Regions from separate parts of the Mus musculus genome. Here region 1 is linked to region 2. Evidence: chromatin contacts called from ENCODE Hi-C or POLR2A ChIA-PET data. All regions are on one chromosome and are shown on one strand. The core of a region is the stretch at or near the end of the contact, and the rest is flanking DNA. Distances in the headings are between cores, read along the strand shown. Region 1 holds the start of Sectm1a (secreted and transmembrane 1A). Region 2 holds the start of Tex19.2 (testis expressed gene 19.2).

What was found. A loop is a pair of places that touch in the nucleus more often than their neighbours do. ChIA-PET counts read pairs that join two places held with the same protein, here RNA polymerase II (POLR2A).
Region 1: a loop to region 2 is called in a map of gastrocnemius, with 2.0 times the contacts of the local background. The contact joins the promoter of Sectm1a here to the promoter of Tex19.2 in region 2. A Hi-C loop is called at or near these places in 3 of 37 maps with a recorded cell type or tissue (CH12.LX, gastrocnemius and heart). POLR2A ChIA-PET finds 5 or more read pairs at or near these places in 2 of 5 experiments (Patski and embryonic stem cell).

The regions. Positions count from the first base shown.
Region 1 is chr11:121,079,828-121,084,009 of GRCm38, reverse strand. It overlaps Sectm1a (secreted and transmembrane 1A), which reads left to right and starts at 2,871. Exons shown (of 6, transcript NM_145373.2): 1 at 2,871-2,927.
Region 2 is chr11:121,116,505-121,120,438 of GRCm38, reverse strand. It overlaps Tex19.2 (testis expressed gene 19.2), which reads left to right and starts at 1,762. Exons shown (of 3, transcript NM_027622.3): 1 at 1,762-2,251; 2 at 2,539-2,612; 3 at 2,743-3,934. The coding sequence starts at 2,819. The coding sequence ends at 3,772.

The DNA.
Region 1 (4,182 bases), core at 1,622-4,121, 38 kb after region 2:
TGAGTTCAATGCCAACCTGGTCTACATGCTGAATCCTAGGCTAGCCAGGGCTACATAGTGAGACCTGGTCTCTAAATAAATAAATAAATAAATAAATAAATCTAGCATTTCTGGGCATAGGGCTACACATCTACAATCCCAGCATTGTGGAGATGGGGGCAGGGGACTTCTCATTCACTCATTGAGTCCCAGCCTAGCCTGGGCTACATGAGACCCTCTCTCAACACACACACACACACACACACACACACACACACACACACACACACACCAAAAGAATCCTAGTGCAGGAGGAACAGACTACAACACACTTCTCTCCATCAGAAAGGGTTCTCTTCAGTCCAAATCAGCTACTAAATAATCCATGCCATTGGCCAGCTGCGCATGGGAACACCTATAGAGCTTTGCTTCCCAAACATAGAACACACCATGGGTCAAGAACATAGGACACGTCCGGTAACGATCCTCTATGTGAGCAAGAAGTCACAAAAACCACCAGCAAGCTTCAGAAAGAACTTACAGAGCAAGCCAAGCCACACATTAGCATAAAGCCTCAGGAGACAGCAGAGATACACACTTGGCACTTCTCAAATGCTACTGAATAAATTGTAAAAGGTTCTCAAAAAACATAATGCCCTGAAAACCTGGGGGTGAGATACAAGATGGCAGAGTACCCTGGCAGAGAAGATGTTGGTCAGGAGACTTGCCAAGGCTGAATGGACACTCGTGGCCCTTCTCCACCCATGTGATGGAACAGGGCTGTGAATATTGAAAGAGACCCGGGATGCTGGACTAGAGAGCATGCTTACCACTGAAAGAGAAATGGAGAAAGAGAATTAAAAAGGAAGCTGGCCTGACTGCCACTGTACAGCTGGGATTATTCTAGCCTGCTTGCTCTTCTCTTTTTCCTTATTACTTTCAAAATACACAAACTGGTTTCACTTTCACCGTGTGTGGGCGGTTTCAGAGGAAACAAACTTTACTTAACTGTGAAGGGCATCTCTGTGATGAGATACTGGTACCTCAGCCATCACTTAACCCCTCACCACCGGAAGCTTTGCCCCATAGGCCAGAGGCCCCTTCAGACATACAAAGACCTTGATGGCCCTGCCTGCGAGATGCAACCAGAGCAGGGAAAAGGGCAACAGAAACTTGGGCTGCAGTCTGGGGACAGGGACAAGGATCTAGAAGACATGAGGTCATGGTCATTGGGATTTCTCTCCCATGTGAAATGAGATGGCAGGGGGGTGTCTCTGCAGAACCCTGGAGAGTTCTGCCCAGCCTCAGGATCCTATGCAACGGCTGGATTCCACACTCATACGGTCTTGTCTTTCCTGAGGGAGGCTGTGAGCTTTTTGTTTTTATCTGAGAACTTGAAGGAACTTACTGCTTTGAAAGAGCACAAAGGACATTGTTCTCTGTGGTCAGCTCTGTACTCTGGGCTGCAGGCCATTCTCCTAGGCTCAGTGTGTCCCTAGCCCTTCTCATTTCCTGAATACCTGTGACGTTCTAGATGTTCCGCCTGTGGGACATCAGGTCCCTCCTGCTCATCCCCATAGCGGCAGGCTCCCAGAGTTGCAGTCAGCTTCTTTTTCTTCCTTTTTCTTTCTGTAATTGGGCAGAGGGTGGGGCAGAGAGGAACCACATCCAACTGTCCATCAGTAACTTTCTTTGAGGCTTGGTTGCATTGTGCCTGGAGACTGTAGGGACTTCTTTTAGTGTCCAGAGATTGCTATTCATCCCTGTGCCAGCATGCCAAGTTAAGGCTCGATGTGCAAAAGTATGCCTACTGCCCAGCCCCTCCAGGGATCTTCACCCATAGAGCAGTCATCTTAGTGTTCTCCCACTGGATCTACACAAGGCCATAGACACCTTACAGAGTCACCGTGGGGCCTAAAGTCTTGCCCTAGTGTCCACTGTATTCATGTGGGCATAGGCTTTATAAATGTCTCATCACAGCTCACAAAGTCACTCGGGATGTAAACCAACCCTCTTCAGGGTCTCACAATCTATCTCCTGCCCCACAAGCAGATCATCCCAGGGTCCCTCATTGCATCTACAGCCATAGACTCCTCCTTCCACTGTCCACGAGAAAATTAACAGTGCGGGCACTGAGCTGACCCCACAGCCCTGCTAAGCCATGAGGGATACTGGAGCTGAGCATGGGGCTGGCTTAAGATTGGGTCTACAGCAGCCCGTCCTTTCTATAGCAGTGGTGGACAGCAGTCTCTGCTTCTCACAGTGAAGCTTCTCAAACGTAATCCTTGTTGCGAAAACTCTTTGCAAGGAGCAGTTGTCAAATGCCTGCAGTCTCCTTGAATCTGACATATTTCAGGTGGGGCCAGGGTGTCCTCCAGGGTTTGTCTACAAGGCATAGGACCCTAGTGTAGATTGGCAAGATCTCTGTTCTGGCATTTTACAGTAGGGCTGACAAAGGATGTCACTCCTGCCCATTCCATCTTACCCCTGTCAAACACCCCAAGGATAACCAGATGAACCAAGCTGTCTTCCATAGCTCAACCCTAAGGCACATTCTGACCTGACCCCTGCAGGAAAACAAACCCACACAGCTCCCAAAAGAGCAGCCCCTAAACCCTGAATCAAACATCAGCTCCAGCCAGGGATTTCCTAGAAAAAGCCTGGACCCTCCTCCAGGGTTCCTGAGACGCAACTAATGAAGCTAATACGAGACTTCTACAAAACATATGCATGAGAGAATCACTAAGAAACTCATGGTGCTGTTACATTAACTCAGAGAAGTTCCTGGAAGTTGAATGCCTTCCTACAGAGTGTCTGGCAAGGAACAGGACAGGCTGCCTCATCTAGCCCCTCCCTCCAGGCTTTCAGTTTCCCGTTGGCTTGGACAAGTTCAGTCATCCAGGGCAGCAGTGGAGGTAACATTGGAGAGCTTGCTGGAGAAGGGACAGGTGAGAGGCTGGGGTGTGCGGAAGAGAGGACTTGAGGGCACCCAGGTTCTCTGTGGGCTGAGGGTTTTGTGGAGTGGGGGCTGCCTCACATAAGGGATGAGCAAAGAAGAGCCAGGCCATCAGCCTGGGATTCAGGAAACACAGGAGGCAGGGCTGTGGACAGCATTCAGCAGGGCCTGTGTGTTTCGGGTGCCTCAGGCGTAGCTCTGGAGGGGTAGAGGCAAGCATAGCTCTAGTTCTTCACATTCACAGAGTGGGACAGGTAGCACAGAGTCCTCCTCTCTGCCCTCAAAACATGAATGTGGAGGACTTGAAGGAAGGGAGGACCAAGAGTGCTCCAGGCCTGTGAATGACAAAAATGTACTTGTCCGGTAGCACGGGTTCCTGCAGCATCTCATCACCCAAAGCTGTGTGCACACTTTTATGTAGGATCCTGAACCTTTGCCCTCTCTCACATCCACATCCTGAACATTCACACATGCCCACATGTACCCACAGCGCGCACACACACACACACAAGTACACGTATACATGCACATGGACACACATACACATGCATACACACAAGCACATTTACACATGCACACATATACACACATATACATATGCACACACATACACACATATACATGTACACACACATACACACTTACACATACACGCATACACATGCATACACATGCATATACACACACACATTCATACACACACATGCTTCCAGCCAGACGCCAGACGCCAGGGTGTTCAGTGACTCCTTCCCATTCTCCCTCCTATTTTTTCTTTGAAGATCTCTCTCTCTCTCTCTCTCTCTCTCTCTCAAAAGAGCTCCCGCTTTCAAGTTGATATCTGCAGTTTGAAAAACAAGTTATCTGTCTTGGGTATAAGAGTTGTAGCTATGATGTCTCTGGAAAGTACGGCCCTGAAAGGTCTCAAGTTTTGCAAGGAGGAGAATATCTGTTACCAACAAAGGTGGAGGCTTTCTGTGTCAGCTATGCTTCCTAGTAACATGCTAGGACATAAATGTCATGGGGGCTAGGCACGGAGGGGACACACACAACAGGCCACTACCATGAAGGATGTGCTGGCTGCCATCTGAGCCAGGGTCCACTGTGCATCTGACTGAGCTGGGTGCTGTGCTGGCTGCAGATGGCCAGATAGGACCTCCAGCTTCTGGCCTCACATCTTAGCTAGAGGCAGATGCTCCACTGGGTCTGTGACACTGCTAAGCTCTGAATTCTCCCAAGGGACTGGAACA
Region 2 (3,934 bases), core at 513-3,012:
CCTCTGGAGGAGCAGTCAGTGCTCTTAACTGATAAGCCATCTTTCCAGCCCCTCTTGCTTCTTTTGAGAGCTGTGTTTTTTACACTAACAGTTTAGTGCCCAATGTGAAGCTCCAAAGACAATTCTTTTGTATTTTTAAAATTTTATTTATTTTATTATTATTTATGTGCATTAGTGTTTTGCCTGCTTATTTGTCTATGTGTGTGTGTCTATGTGAGGGTGTCAGATCCTGAAGCTAAGGTTAGCTGTGAGCTGCCATGTGGTTGCTGGGACTTGAACCCAGGTCCCTTGGAAAAACAGTGCTCTTAACCACTGAACCATCTCTCAAATCCTGTCTTAGTCAGGGTTTCTATTACTGGACAAAACATCATGACCAAGAAGCAAGTTGGGGAGGAAAGGGTTTATTCGGCTTACACTTCCATACTGAATGCTGTTCATCACCAAGGAAGTCAGGACTGGAACTCAAGCAGGTCAGGAAGCAGGAGCTGATGCAGAGGCCATGGAGGAATATTCTTTACTGGCTTGCTTCCCCTGGCTTGCTCAGCCTGCTTTCTTATAGAACCCAAGACTACCAGCCCAGGGATGGTCCCACCCACAAGGGGCCTTTCCCCCTTGATCACTAATTGAGAAAATGCCTTACAGCTAGATCTCATGGAGGCATTTCCTCAACTGAAGCTCCTTTCTCTGTGATAACTCCAGCTGTGTCAAGTTGACACACAAAGCCAGCCAGTACAAATCCCAATAATTCTTTTTTTTTAAGTTTTATTTTTATTTGTATTTGTGTGTGTGGGGGGGGGTATGAGTGTGCCATGTGTGTATAGGTGAAGTAGCTAGAAGAGGATATCCGACCCCCTGGGGCTAGAACTTAAGCCTGTTGTGAGCCACTTCTCCAGTACAAGACATTTTTGAATAAGAATGGCCACCATAGGCTCATATATTTGATTGCTTAGTCATGGGACGTACATTTCTAACTGTGATCTGGCAATATTTATTTGTTTGTTTATTTTTGTTTTTTTAAGACAGTGCTGTGTGGCACTGGCTGTCTTGGAACTCACGCTCTAGTATCTTTTTAAAAAGATTCCTCAGGAACCCTGCTCCCTTTCAGACAAAAAAAAAGAGGTTGAAGCGAGAGGGTAGCCCAGCGTGATGCAACTCTTCACTCAAGCTTGGATTCTTTCAGTCTCCGACTGTGATAGATCAGTTTTTCGCGCGAATGGCCATTTACTTCTCATTGTTTTGGGCACAACTGCCATTTTCCAGGACTTGCAAGCTCATGTGGCTTCAGACTCCACTTGGTCCTGAAGGAAGAGCTTTTGGAAAACTGTGCCAGCTCTCACACACTACAACTAGCTCACAACGTGGCTTTTGTGCTTCTCTGGGTGTATTCAAAGGAGACAAAAGCTTAAGTTTAGAAGACCAATGCAAAACTGGTAATAGCTTTTTAAAATACCAAATTACCAAACCCCAGAAAGCAACCAGATCTTCTACAAGAAGTGAGTGGATAAAGGGATTTATTCTTTTAATGGAGTATTACTGAAGTGAAACTGGCCCTGTGATGACAGAGGAACGTCACTACACCAGTGTCCACCCCTGTGGGGTGTCCAGAGTGGACTGCGGCAGATTTTAACAAATAAACCTCTGTGTGGTCAAGGTTGAGCTCCAGAGGCTGCTGGAAACCTTGTATCTTATGCTTGGTTTTTCCTCTGAGTCCCAGACTCCTCTAAGGATAAACTCTACAAAGAATTTCTTTAAAGAGTCTGAGAACAAAAAGACCCAGAGAGGGGCAACTGTGCTTAGCCTGCAGTTGAGAACTGAGCGAGCAGTTTCCCAAGTGTTAAAGAACTTTTTACTAAAGAGACAGGGAAGAAGGAATCGACTTTTCCAAACAAGATGTGCTGCGGGCCCAGCTCTGAACCCAGGCCTTCGAGTCCCTCGAAGGCACAGGGATGGGGACATCGGGCACCGCTAGAGCACACAGGAAGCACACAGGGTGCTCAGGTGTCCGCAGGGGAGCAGCGCATGCGCGCTGTAGGGGGCGCCAGGCCTCATGTGCACCTTGGGGGCCAGAGTGACTCAGCGCCTTCGCTTCCTGCTGCTTTGGGGCCTCATGGGAGATATGTAAATGAGCTGGAGCATCATGGCCGTTGACCCTTTATAAGGCCTTGTTGGTCCTCGCTCGGTGTTCAGTGCTCAGTGAGGAGAGCCTGGCTTTGGAGTCCCTTAGCTGGCACCTGGGCGCTCAGTCAGGGAGGTAAGGATGGAAAGGGACTGGGCCGAGGGCTGGGCCGGGTGAGCACGGTGGGCAGAGAGGAGATACTCCTGACGTAGGCTTCCCGGCCTCTTTGGTTGGTAGCCGGGTGCAAGTGTGAGGTCGGGGCCTTGAGCCCTGAGGACAACTCTGATGTCACCCCAGCCTGTCCAGAGTGAGCAGGGAGCCCCGGGGGCCAGAGCTCCAACACCCTCTCCTCAAGGGGGGCCCTGCAGCAGCCCGGGGGCTGGGGTGGGGGGAGGCAAACCTCATTTCCTCTGCCTTTCAAGCTCTCCAGACATTGGAGCAAGTGTGAAGCTGAAGAAGTTTCTGGAAGCTCAAGCCTGTCTACTTCTCCAGAGAGGTATTCATTTAATTCTCACCCAGTTCTCGTACCACTGCCCCGTATCCTGCAGCCCCAAAGCCCCTAGACCTCCTACTGTGCCCTGTTTTCTCCCGTTTCTCTCATTCTCACCTTTTCCACCTATTTCTAGCCTCTATGGTCCTACTGAGACCATCGAGCAAGTCTTCCTCTGTGTGTCCGCTTAGCTGCAGACAGACTTCTTGACCATGTGTCCCCCAGTCAGCGTTCGCCATGGGGCCAAGGGCATGTCCTGCCTCTATGGGGCGTGGCTGTACCATCTTGTCCATGGGGAACAGATGAAGATCTGCTTTGCTTGCTTCAAGGCAGCTTTCCTCGTCGTTAAGAACATGCTGGAGATGGGAGACTGGGAAGAAGGAGTGTGGGATGCTGAGCCCATGGAACTCTCAGAGGCATCGTCTGAGCCCGAGGAATGGCCCGGGCTTAGTGGGGGAGAGGGCCAAGGTCATCTGCCACATGGCATCTCTGTCTCTGCAGGCTCTGGGGCTCAGGGACCCCAGCCTGTGCCCACTGAGCTGGGGCCTCAGGAAGCTGTACCCCTGGATCTGGGTCCTGAGGATGCTGAGTGGACCCAGGCCCTTCCCTGGAGATTTGATGGGCTTTCACCCTGCTCCCACTGGCTCATCCCTCCTTTGTCCTGGTGGGAGATTTTCAATGTAAGCCCATCTCCTGGGCAACCTGTATTGTTGGAGTTGAGCCCCACCTGGCCCATGGACCCGTTGGAAGCAGAAGCATGGTTGGTAGGCCTGAAGTTCGTTTTCCTTCTGGGTGGCTTTGACGCCATTTGCTACATGCTGTCAATGACTCCCTGTTGGGCCGTGAGAACCCGTGTCCAGCGCTGGCAGGTGTTGCTGGACCCTGGTGACGTGAGAGTGGCCCAGCTGCAGAATGCACCTGAACAGCAAGACCTGCACCGCTGGAAGCTAAGCGTCCTGGAGTCCTCAGAGCTGGGGATGGAGCTGGTGCCTGCTGACTGCAGCCTACAAAAGGGAGGCTTCAAGGTGCATTCGTATTTGCCCTGGCACAATAGCACCCCAGAGTCCTGGAGCAGGGAGCCAGGGGAGAGGCTCCTTGTGGTAGAAGTTGTATCTCTGAGGGAGTTGCCCTGCTTCCGTTCCCCCTCCCCTGATCCACACAATTGAGGGACTGGTGCTTGTACCACCCCCAGGTCCCCCTCCCCCCGGGACTGAAGAGCCAGAGGTTGCCTCTCAGCCACAGGTCCTGAAGGATGTCCATCATATTAAGGGGAGGTTGTGGATCAGCCTGGGGTTGGGGCCTCAGGGAAGCTGGGTTCATCGTCCCTA